2 separate regions of the Homo sapiens genome follow, and region 1 is linked to region 2. Evidence: chromatin contacts called from ENCODE Hi-C or POLR2A ChIA-PET data. All regions are on one chromosome and are shown on one strand. Each heading gives the region's core, a stretch centred on a gene start or an enhancer-like site at or near the end of the contact. The rest is flanking DNA. Distances are from core to core; before and after follow the strand shown. Region 1 overlaps SF3B3 (splicing factor 3b subunit 3). Region 2 holds the start of FCSK (fucose kinase).

Region 1 (6,288 bases), core at 3,589-6,088, 120 kb after region 2:
CCCCACCCGAAGTGTCCAAGAAACTCGAGGATATCCGGACCCGCTACGCCTTCTGAGCCCTCCTTTCCCGGTGGGGCTTGCCAGAGACTGTGTGTTTTGTTTCCCCCACCACCATCACTGCCACCTGGCTTCTGCCATGTGGCAGGAGGGTGACTGGATAATTAAGACTGCATTATGAAAGTCAACAGCTCTTTCCCCTCAGCTCTTCTCCTGGAATGACTGGCTTCCCCTCAAATTGGCACTGAGATTTGCTACACTTCTCCCCACCTGGTACATGATACATGACCCCAGGTTCCAGTGTAGAACCTGAGTCCCCCATTCCCCAAAGCCATCCCTGCATTGATATGTCTTGACTCTCCTGTCTACTTTTGCACACACCCTTAATTTTTAATTGGTTTTCTTGTAAATACAGTTTTGTACAATGTTATCTCTGTGGGAGGAAGGAGGCAGGCTGTGGTGGGACTGGGTAGGGTATAGTATCACTCCTGAGTTCCACTGCTCTAGAATCTAACCAGAAATAGAAACCTAGTTTTTAAGGTGACTGGCATCCATGTGTCTTGTTCTGGAGATGAGGATGTAGGTGGGAGGTTTGAACCCAAGTTAGAGCAGGAAGAACTGAGTAGACTCCTTCCTTCCAGATACCGACTTGGACTTGCGGCACTCTGTGGCTCCCCACCCCCAGGTCTGTGGTGGTTTCTTTGTTTTTTCCTGGTTCTTTTTGCTGTGCTGATGAAACATGACCTCAATAACCATGTGTATACCCACCCCTCTTCCCACTGGGTATTGAGGAAGGGTGGCTGATTCTTCCTCCTCTTCTACTCTGAGGATGTTAGTATGGGGATTTTAGCATGAATTCTAGCTGGGGAGTCTTAACAGATGCCCCTTTTACTGATACAGCACCTAAAGCGATCTTTGGCTCCATAGGACCATAGGAAGGGTCAGTACAGAAGAACCTAGATACTGCCCTGCCCCTGAGAACTGTGTATATGTGGGGCCTGTCTGCAGCACCCATCTCAGGTGGGTTCCAGAGGGCCTTTAGGGTATAATGAGAGCCTGTTAGGTGGAAGAGGCCCAGTTCCAGAAATGTTCCAGCCCACCCCTGAGAATTCCTCCTGTTTAGTTGTGTGGGAAGCCCTCGTCTTCCAGGCTGTCCTTGCGCCTTGAACCTGGAGAAGTGAGCTCACTGTTCTCAATACTTCACAAATGTAAAACTTTCTTTCGTCTGCATGTGCTCAGCCATCTAAATTGAGCAAATGATCTGGTGAGCACTGGGTTAGAATCAGGAATGGTGGAATACAATCTGAACCTCTCAGAGCCCAGAACAGAGGGTTCCTGACACTGTGACACTGTCTCCTGGAACTAAGTATCTCTTGAATCATGACTTGGTTTTAGATCAGTCAAGAGAGACCCAGGTTTTGCCAGGAATCGAATCCCTAAATAACATGTTTTTTTCTCACTTAGCTCATGAATTTGCATAGTAGACAGTAGTTCTGAATTAGATTTTGAAAACCTAATTTCAGGGCTCATTTTTTCCTGTGGCCCTAAATCCATTCTATCAAATTGTGTGATACTGACATGCAGTCATCTGAGGAACTCAGCGTAGATACTTGAGCAGCTCCTCGCCTCTTTTCTAACTCAAGTTTGACTAAAATACATACACTCCGTACAGAAGGTAGGGGGTTATGTAAGAAAGGAAAACCTAATCTATGGAATCAGGAGTTGTCACCACCGAGCTTCCTCTGGAAGTCTGCCCATCAGCTTGCTTGTTCTCTGTTAAGAGGAAGGGCTAGGACAAGGATTTGGGCTTGAATATGTGGAAAGGAATTTTCATAGTTGTTGCTGCAGGACCTACAAAAGTTTAAAATTAGATTGGATGTGACTCAATGACAAGTCCCATCTGTGTAATTGTTAAGGGGACCTGATTGACTCCTGTGGTTTGATTGAGCAACCAGGTAAATAGAGACCTCTCTCCAGCTTTGGCAAAACCCATCAGAGGCTGCTGCAGAACTCAGACAGAGGGATCTGCCCTTGGGTTTGCTTCCATCCTGTTCCATTGCTAAGCCCTTGTGACTTGGATCCTAGGACTGAAAAGTTTTTAGCTGCCTCAGCTTTCCCCTGACCTTACTGGCAGAGGTTCTGCAGATGTTTCCTTTGGAAGATCTCTTGCCAAGAATAGCATTCCTTTGGAGGAGGGGGGTTCTAGTTGGAATGTTGCTTTTCTTGGTTAGTGTAAATGTATTGCTAGTGAGACAGCTGCCGGCGCTGGAAAAGGCTCGTCTCACAGGGAGAGTGCTGGTCCCCAGAATGTGTGCTGTTCCCACGCTGCTGCCTTTCTTGAGCTTGTTAGAGGAAAGCCAGAAAGGCATTCAGATGGGATCAGTCTGGCTTTCAAATTTTTTTTAATTCCTAAGTTCTGTTTTATTTTTTAATTTTTTAAAAAAAATTTTATTAGAGACAGTCTCTCTCTCTTGCCTAGCTGGGAGTGCAGTGGAGTGATCATAGCTCACTGAGGCTTGAACTCCTGGGCTCGAGCAATCCACCTCAGCCTCCAGAGTAGGGGAGACTACAGATGTGTGCCACCATACTCAGCTAATTTTTAAACTTTTGTAGAGACAGGGTCTCCCTGTGTTGCCCAGGCTGGCCTCGAACTCCTGACCTCAAAAAATCTTCCTGCCTTGGCCTCCCAAAGCACTGGGATTATAGGTGTGAGCCATTGCGCCTGGTCATAAATTCTTGTTTTTTTGTTTGTTTGTTTATTAGAGATGGAATCTCTCTCTCTTGACCAGGCTAGAGGGCTGTGGTGCGATCTCAGCCCACTGCAACCTCTATCTCCTGAGCTCAAGCGATCCTCCTTAGCTTCCCAAATAGCTGGAACTACAGGCATGTGCCATCACGTCCAGCTAATTTTTGTATTTTTAGTAGAGAAGGTTTTACCATGTTGGACAGGGTGGTCTCGAACTCCTGGCCTAAAGTGGTCCACCTAGCTCAGCCTACCAAAGTGCTGTGATTACAGGCGTGAGCCACCATGCCCAGCCTCTAAATTCTGTTTTCTATTCAAAGTAAAAATGACATGTGTTTGAGTCATCCACTTGCTCATTTGCATATGGAATATTGTATGTGAATATTTTATTACACCCTTAAAATTAATTTTCAAGGGCTATATGTAGAGCTCAGAAGAAACATCTCTGCTGCTGAAATCAAACCTGGTCCAAAAAACGTCACAACGGAGGAAAGGAATAGATGGCTCTCGAGGACAAGATAGGGACTCTTAAAACACCTGCTTGGCCATGGTTGATTGACATTTGAGTGATCTGGTAGCCCAACACACCCTGTGAAGTTCAGGTGAACTGAAATGGGCAGGTGTAGGCTACACACCAGTCTGAACCAGCACAACCAAGAGTTGTTTCTCTTTTTTTTCTTTTTCTTTTTCTTTTTTTTCTTTTTTTTTTTTTTTTTTTTGAGATGAAGTCTTACTCTGTTGCCCAGGCTAGAGTACAGAGGCACAATCTCGGCTCACCACAGCCTCCGCCTCCTGGGTTCAAGCAATTCTCCTGCCTCAGCCTCCCAAGTAGCTGGGACTACAGGCATGCACCACCATGCCTGGCTAATTTTTGTATTTTTAGTAGAGATGGGGTTTCACCATGTTGGCCAGGCTGGTTTCGAACTCGTGACCTCAGGTGATCCACCCACCTTGGTCTCCCAAAGCGCTGGGATTACAGGCGTGAGCCACTGCACTTGGCCAGGAGCTGTTTAAGCCATCAGGAGACATGCTGACCCACTAGAAGAGGCTGCTACGCTCATTTCTTCCACAAACGTTTACTGGGCACCTACCATGAACCACCACCTCCCAGCTCTGTTCTGCACCCAGAGGTTGGAGGAGAGTTTATAACCAGGCAGTCTCTGTCGCTGTGAGGTTGGTGGTGAGGTGAGTCTGCCAGAGGGCCTGCCACCAGTTTCAGAAGAGCCTGCAGCCTGCATCTGATTTCCTCAGCCACAACCTTGGGACTTCAGGAAAAATCAGAAGGTCCCAAGTCTGAAAAATGAAGAGGTGGGGAGTGGGCAGCAGGGGTTTTAGGTCAGGAAATGGTAGGAAACCTGTAGTTGTGGCTCATAATCCTAGTGGGATATTAGAACCCTCTTCATTTGTCAGAACAGATTCCTGGGGTCTGCTCCCAATTATTCACACGGTGGTTCATGCCTGGTAATCCCAGCACTTTGGGCGGCCAGAGGCAGGCAGATTGCTTGAGCCCAGAAGTTTAAGACCAGCCTAGGAAACAGACCCCATCTCTACAAAAAATTCAAAAAGCCGGGCGTGAAGCCCTGTTTTTTTTTTTTTAAAAAAAGAGTCTGCTGGTGATGTCTGGGCATGTGTCTGCTTCACAGTCCAGTGTTATGATCAGTAGCTGTGATGGACAATGAACATTGCTGCTTGTTCAAAATGAAGAAAAAAAATATCAAAGAAAACCAGGTTTGGAAGTTTCAGATTTGGAAAAGGAGCTGGGCCAGCCCATCTGGAATAGCTGAGGGGCCCTGTTAGCCCCACCCTACCCCACCCCACCCCCGTATGCAGCATCTCTGGCGGTGCCCAGAGGCAAGCCCCCTTCAGTTTCCCACCTCTCACTCTGCCTTCCAGAGCCTAGTCAAGTTTTAAATTCCCAGGTCCACTCAGCAGAACTTGCTCCCTTCTCTGACTGCAGTCTCATAATGAAAGGAGAGGTGCTTTCAGTTGGGTCATTTGGTAGCGTTTAGGCTTAGAAGTTACTAATTTGGAGCCGTGAGTATATGTGTATAAGCTAGTAACACGTGATGGTCAAGGGAAGTACTACCATTTCCTGTGGGTTATTAGGGCCTCCAGCTGTTATGAGGACACACTGGGGAATCTCAGCTTTAGGGAGTCGATGATGTAACTGGAGAAAGGCAATGCTGCCCTCATAAAGCAATCAGAAACGAGATTCCACCTGCCAAATGCCAAGAGGCAGCAAAGTCCATGAAGAGAGCACTGTATACAGTCAGATGACCTGGGCTCACTAGCCTCTAAGCATAGTCTTGGTTTCCTGCCTGTAAATTGGTAGAATAAGACTGATTTACTGGGCCTGGCATGGTGGCTCACACCTGTAATCCCAGCACTTTGAGAGGCTGAGGCAGGAGGATCCCTTGAGCCCAGGAGTTTGAGACCAGCCTGGGCAACATGACAAAACCCCATCTCTCCAAAAATACAAAAATTAGCCAGGCATGGTGGTGCACACTTGTAGTCCCAGTAATTAGGGGGCTGAGACAGGAGGATCACTTCAGCCTATGAGTTTGAGGCTGCAGTGAGCTGTGATTGCGCCACTACACTCCAGCCTGGATGACAGGACGAAACCTGTCTCAAAAACACCAAAAAACAAAAACCGGTCTCCTGGGGTCATGGTAGCACAAACGCACATGACTGAGTGCTCAGGGGTTCTGAGGCTTGTCCGCTGACCTGGGGCTCTGGCCCTGGGAGATCTGGGGGACCTGCTGTCCTATATGTGATGCTTTGAAAGAAAGGGGCATCATTCCAAGCCAAGAGGCCCCAGAGAGGGCACCGTGCGGTGTTCAGGCTTCTGTGAGGCCCCAGTGAGATCCTGTGGCTGTGCCCCCATCACCTCCACCCACTCTGCCCTCCCACTAGCTGCCCAACGGATGAATCAACGCCTTGGCAGAGTTTTCCAGCAGGGCCTTGCAGAGAGTGTGTGTGACCTGTGTGGCCACTGCCTTGGGGACGGGTGAGGAGTTAGCCTGGAACATTCCAGCGTGGGCATTATTGTCCTGTTGCAAGTTCAGGGCAAAACCAGGAATCCAGTTTTGTCGATCCAATTGAGAAAACATTTCATGAACAACTACTTGTGGCATGCATTGGCACTCGGAATAAAGCGCACTATTGTCACTAGGTTGGCATTTCTTTTTCTTCTTTTTTTTGTTTTTTTATTTTTGAGACCGAGTCTCACTCTGTCGCTCAGGGTGGAGTGCAGTGATCTTGGTTCACTGCAACCTCTGCCTGCTGGGTTCAAGCAATTCTCCTGCCTCAGCCTCCCGAGTAGCTGGGATTACAGGCGCCTGCCACCACGCCCGGCTAATTTTTGTATTTTTAGTAGAGATGGGGTTTCACCATGTTGGCCAGGCTGGTCTCGAACTCCTGATCTCAGGTGATCCGCCTGCCTTGGCCTCCCAAAGTGCTGGGATTACAGGCGTGAGCCACCGCATCCAGCAAGGTCAGCACTCCAGACTAGGTTGGCTGTGGAAGACTGGGTGTTAATAAGGGGTTCC
Region 2 (5,871 bases), core at 1,242-3,741:
CTGGGAGACAGAGTGAGACTCCATCTCAAAAAAAAAAAAAAAAAAAAAATTGGCCACTGACTGGGCACGGTGGCTCACGCTTGTACTCCCAACGCTTTGGGAGGCCGAGGTGGGTGGATCACCTGAGGTCAGGAGTTGGAGACCAGCCTGAACATGGTGAAACCCCGTCTCTACTAAAAATACAAAAATTAGCTGGGCGTGGTGGCACATGCTTGTAATCCCAGCTACTCAGGAGGCTGAGGCAAGAGAATCACTTGAACCTGGGAGGCGGAGGTTGCAGTGAGCCGAGATCACACCACTGTACTCCAGCCTGGGCAACAGAGTGAGACTCTGTCTCACAACAACAATAACAAAAAAATTGGCCAGGCTCATCTTGAATTCCTGACCCCGAGTTTTCTGCCTGCCTTGGCCTCCCAGAGTGCTGGGATTACAGGCATGAGCCACTTCGTCCGGCCCTAATTTATATATATTTTAGAGACGGGGTCTTGCTATGTTGCCCAGGCTGGTCTCAAACTCCCAAGCTCAAGCCATCCTCCCACCTTGGCCTCCCAAAGTGTTGGGATTACAGGCGTGAGCACCTGTGCCCAGCTTTAGGCTCCTTATTAACAACAGATTTGGAAAGTACATTCTTGTAAGAAAAATTCAAACAATACAGATAAAGCTCAAGTTCTCCCCGCTTGTCCCCATGCTTAGCAGTCTCTCCCTAGCATGCGTTCGCTTCCAGCCCTGTTCCTGTGTATCCACACACTATCTGTCCATAAACATTATTTTTTATTTGAGGGGCTTCCCATACATATTGCTCTACAACTTGCTGCTTTTCCCTTAACATGATGTCCTGAACATCACTCCCTACTGAACATATAGAGCATCTGTCTTGCATGGATGTGCCTAGTTTAGTTTTCCAGTTGTAAACCAAAAAGCACCAGATACTGGTCTCAATCAATTTACAAGTTTATTTTGCCAAAGTTAAGAATGTGTGCACCTGGGAGACAGGTCTGTACCTTTCTCCAAAGATGATTTTGAGGGCTTCAATATTTAAAGGGGAAAGGTCAGATATTGGGGAAAGAGGAATTTTTTTTTTTTTTTTAGACAGGGCCTCACTGTGTTGCCCAGGCTGGAGTGCAGTGGTGCAATCTCAGCTCACTGCAACCTCTGCCTCCCGGGTTCAAGCGATTCTCCTTCCTCAGCCTCCCAAGCTGCTGGGACTACAGGTGCGCGCCACCACGCTCAGCTAATTTTTGTATTTTTAGTAGACGGGGTTTCACCATATTGGCCAGGCTGGTCTTCAACTCCCGACCTCATGATCCACCCGCCTCGGCCTCACCAAAGGGCTGGGACTACAGGTGCGAGCCACCGTGCCTGGCCTGAAAGAGGAAATTTTTAAAAGGCATGGGTAGGTAAGAGGCAAATGGCTGCATTCTTCTGAGTCTTTGATAAGCCTTTCACATGTTAGAGGGGGATAGAGGACTAGTCACTTATGCATTCATCTAGCTCAGTGAATATGCATTTTTACATAAGAAAAAATAAACATAGGGCAGAGGAAGCAATGAGATATGCATTTGTCTCAGGTGAGCTGAGAGATGACTTTCAGTGCTGTCAAAGCCCAGCACCTGTGAAGATAAGCTATAAATTTACATTGTCACTGAAATTCCACACAACTGTTTTAGGGTACAGATTTGGGGGCACACAAGGAATTTCCTAGTGGGCAAGTTGTGAGGGCCAGGCCATATCTAGCTTTTTTATCTTTGTAGTTATCTTGTTTAAGAATAAAATGGGAGGTAGGTTTCCCTGATGCAGTTCTCAGCTTGACTTTTCCCTTTGACTTAGTGACTTTGGGGTCCTGAGATTTATTTTCCTTTCACATAGTAACCTAGAGAGAGACACTCAGAGTATTTCCAATTGTCATCTATGACAATCAATGCTGCCATTCACAACTTTCCCAAAAGGTCCGCAGATCCCCTCCCCATTACGGAGTTGGAAAGTTTCTTCCCAAAGGATCCACGTGATGAAACCAGCGCAAACCTTTCCAACTGCAAATCGAATGGCAGCTGCTTCCGCTTGGGCAAAGCGTGATTTTTTTTTTTCCTCCATCAGTGGATTTTTCTCCAGAGGAAAGCGGAAGCTCCTGGTGCCGTCCAGAAGGTGTTAAAAAAAAAAAAAAAAAAAAACCCAAACGAGAAAACAAACAAAAAAGCTACACATTAACCTATTAACCTGGATCCCGGAGTCCCAGAAAACGGGCCTCTGTCTTTAAGGCGCTTCGGTCCTCTGGGAGTTGTAGTTTCGTGGGTCCTGGAGCGGCCCCCTTCCCATCTCCCTTCTGGATTGCAGCCCCGCTGCCCTTCAGGAAAGCGCTGCCCCGGCCACCCACGCTGGCCTATGCGGTGGCTCCGACCGTGTTTTTTGCCGGACGGGGGCTCGGCCTTGGGGGGGCGCGGAGGTGAAACTACACTTCCCGGAGTGCACCGCGAGGGTCGCGCAGCCTCGCGTTAAAGAGCCCGCTCCGCCGAGCGCCGGGCGACGGCAGGTACGTCAGTCCGCGAGGGTCGCCGCAGCGCCCCTTGCGCCCCTTGCGCCCCTTGCGCCCCCTCAGCTTTCCGGTGCACCCTCCCTGACTGGGAGCACCGAGTCGACCCGCGGGCCGCCCGGGTCCTGACAGGGAAGAGTCCCCGGGAGCTCTGCGGTGCCCCGGGAGCCCACAGGTGTTTCTACGCTCCCGCGTCCATTTGGCCTGGGTCTTCCAAGGGGAGCCCCGCGACCCGGCTGGTGCGGCCGGACCTGCTGGCAGCTGGGACCGGGAGGGATGCGGGCCTCAGAGGATCCTCACCCTGAGGCAGGTGGGGCCCTGGATGCCGGCGCTGCTCTGATTTTACTTTGAGGCCGCTTCTCCTCTCTCAGTTTACCCGGCCAGGGCTCAGTATTATGCACAAATCTCAATGATGTGCTCTTGGGTAATTTACAAAACGATTTTACTCCCAAGTAACTTCTTTCGGTCTGTTATTTAGAAGGCAGCAAGTCAGAGTCCTCCGTGAGCCTTTTTTTCCTCTTTAAAGTTCTAAAATGTGCAGTCCCTGACCCACCTGTCTTCAAAAGGTTCATATGAAGAGTTCTTAGTACTTTATTCTATCTCTGGCTCCCCAACCCTATCCCAGTCTTGGACAGCGTGGGGCTGAGGACACTAAAAAATATTTCAACTTGATCTCAGCAGATGAGGCTGTATTGAAAGTGGGTAGAGGCTGGGCGCCAAGGCTCATGCCTGTAATCCCAGCTACTTGGGAGGCTGAGGCGAGGGAATCGCTTGAACTCAGGAGATGGAGGTTGCAGTGAGCCAAGATCACGCCACTGCACTCCACCCTGGGCGACAGAGCGAGACTACGTCTCAAAAACAAAACAAAACAAACCAACAACAACAACAACAAAAGAACCTTAGGGCCTTAGGGCACACTTTCTCAGGACCTCTTGAGATTGTGTAACTCCAGCAAACTATTAATTAAAAAAAAAAAAAAGGCCGGGCGAGGTGGCTCACGCCTGTAATCCCAGCACTGTGGGAGGCGGAAGCAGGTAGATCACCTATGGTCAGGAGTTTGAGACCAGCGTGGCCAACATGGCAAAACCCCCTCTCTACTAATAATACAAAAATTAGCTGGGCGTGGTGGTGCACGTCTGTAATCCCAGCTACTTGGGAGGCTGAGGCAGGAGAATCACTTTAACCTGGGAGGCGGAGATTGCAGTGAGCCGAGATCGCGCCATTGCACTCCAGCCTGACGACAGAGGGAGACTGTCTCAAAAAAAAAAAAAGCCAGGCATGGTGGCTTACACCTGTAATCCCAACACTTAGGAAGGCCAAGGCGGGAGGATTACTTGAGTCCGGGAGTTGTAGGTCAGCCTGGGCAACAAAGGGAGGCCCCATCTCAACAAAAAATAAAAAACTAGCAGGACTCATGCATAGTCCCAGCTACTTGGGAGGCTGGGATGGGAGGATCGCTGGAGCCCGGGAGTTTGAGGCTGCAGTGAGCTGTGATCACATCACTGCGTTCCGCCCTCTGGTGACAGAGCCGGACCCTGTTTCTCAAAAACAAAACAAAACAAAACAAAAGCCTAGCCTGCCTGTGCTATTAAAGCAATGGCAAAAGCCAAAATTACTTTTGCACCAACCTAATAGCTATGTTTCTGCTTTTTAAACTACAGTTTTCTTGTCTAGAGCTTCAGTGAGATAAGAACCAATTCTTAGGACTGTTGGGTGGGTCATATGAAGTGACACTGATGTGCCTTTGCCATAGTGCCTGAAAAAGCACTCCATATGTATTAGCTACTTGTATCATTTTACCTTTTTTGTTAATCTCTCAGGGGATGTCCCTCAGCCTTGCTTGATTCCCGAGGCCTTCCCTGATTTTTTTCTTCTTCAGGACAGTCTTTAACTCAGAGAATGTTTGAGAGCTTCCAGTCCTTCCTCCTTCAGGGACAGGTTAAACTCTCCTGCTTCCTTGCCTGGCTGGAAGGATTATCATTCATTGAGCCACTGGTGTGTGCCACATACTTTACATTGTATTTCATGCTGAAAACAGTCCTGGGAGGTTGATGTCTTTGGCCTTAAATTTCAGATTAGGAAACTGAGGCTTAGAGAGGTTAAGTAACTGCTGGGCATGGTGGCTCACGCCTGTAATCCCAGCACTTTGGGAGGCCGAGGCAGGCGGATCCCAAGGTCAGGAGTTTGAGACCAGCCTGGCCAGCATGGTGAAACCCCGTCTCTACTAAAAATACAAAAAATTATCCAGGCATGGTGGTGCGCGCCTGTAGTCCCAGTTACTCGGGAGGCTGAGGCAGGAGAATGGCTTGAACCTGGGAGGCGGAGGTTGCAGTGAGCCAAGATTGCGCCACTGCACTCCAGCCTGGGTGACAGAGCGAGACTCCATCTTAAAAAAAAAAATAGATTAAGTAACTTGCTCAGGATCCTACAGGAAGCAGGAAGAGGTAGAGATGGGGACAGAGCCTTTTGGGACTGATACGCAACCCAGGACTGTTCCTCTGCCCCTGTCATTAGTAAGGGATACTCTCCCCACTCTGGCCATGACCTGTCACCTGCCCATGTCTCTCTATCACTATGCTGAGATGAAGACTGGGCTCAGAACTTCTGGGCCATTGGACTCTCTGGGGCATTTCTTTTTTTTCTTGAGACAGAGTCGCTCTGTTGCCCAGGCTAGAGTGCAGTGGCGTGATCTTGGCTCACTGCAGCCTCCGTCTCCTGGGTTCAAGTGATTCTCCTGCCTCAGCCTCCTGAGTAGCTGGGACTACAAGCGCGCATCACTACACCCGGCTAATTTTTGTACTTTTAAAAGAGATGGGGTTTTGGCATGTTGGCCAGGCTGGCCTTGAACTCCTGAACTCAAGTGATCTGCCCACTTTGGCCTCCCGAAGTGCTGGGATTCCGGATGTGAGCTACCACATCTGGCCATTTCAAGGGTTTCTTTCTTTCTTTCTTTCTTTCTTTTTTCCTCAGACAGGGTCTGGCTTTGTTACCCAGGGTGGAATGTATTGGTGCCAGTTTACTGCAACCTCTGCCCCCAGGGCTGAAACAATGCTTCCGCCTCAGCCTCCTGAGTAGCTGTGACTATAGGCACATTCACTGTGCCTGGCTAATTTTTGTATGTGTGTGGTTTTTTGTTTTTTTTTTTTTGGTAGAGATGGGGTTTGCCATGTTGCTCAGGCTGGTCTCAAACTCCTGGGCTCAAGCCATCCGCCTGTCTTGGCCTCCCAAAGTGCTGGAATTACAGGTGTGAACCACTGCACCTGGCCTCTTGCTGTCTTTCAGTGCCTTTGCTTGGGACCAGATATCATTATCACTATCACCTGAATAAGGATCCAAAAGACCCA

The links. A loop is a pair of places that touch in the nucleus more often than their neighbours do. ChIA-PET counts read pairs that join two places held with the same protein, here RNA polymerase II (POLR2A). Pooled maps may share reads with other maps.
Region 1: a pooled map shows a loop between it and region 2 (2.4-fold over the local background). The contact joins the enhancer-like site here to the promoter of FCSK in region 2. A Hi-C loop is called at or near these places in 2 of 50 pooled maps. POLR2A ChIA-PET finds 5 or more read pairs at or near these places in 3 of 52 experiments (Caco-2, WTC11 and activated CD4-positive, alpha-beta T cell).

Annotation. Positions count from the first base shown.
Region 1 is chr16:70,571,758-70,578,045 of GRCh38, forward strand. SF3B3 (splicing factor 3b subunit 3) reads left to right here. Exons shown (of 26, transcript NM_012426.5): 26 at 1-5,911. The coding sequence ends at 56. Among named protein-coding and RNA genes, the nearest start is that of SNORD111, 37 kb to the left of the region's middle. RefSeq lists an enhancer at 3,915-3,984. Within about 2 kb of position 4,839, at least 9 of the 41 ENCODE cell types and tissues checked have a DNase peak (open chromatin) inside an H3K27ac peak, as active enhancers do.
Region 2 is chr16:70,452,104-70,457,974 of GRCh38, forward strand. FCSK (fucose kinase) reads left to right here and starts at 2,492. Exons shown (of 24, transcript NM_145059.3): 1 at 2,492-2,527. It overlaps LOC124903708 (a long non-coding RNA gene), which reads right to left and starts at 2,433. Exons shown (of 2, transcript XR_007065104.1): 1 at 2,215-2,433; 2 at 934-1,364.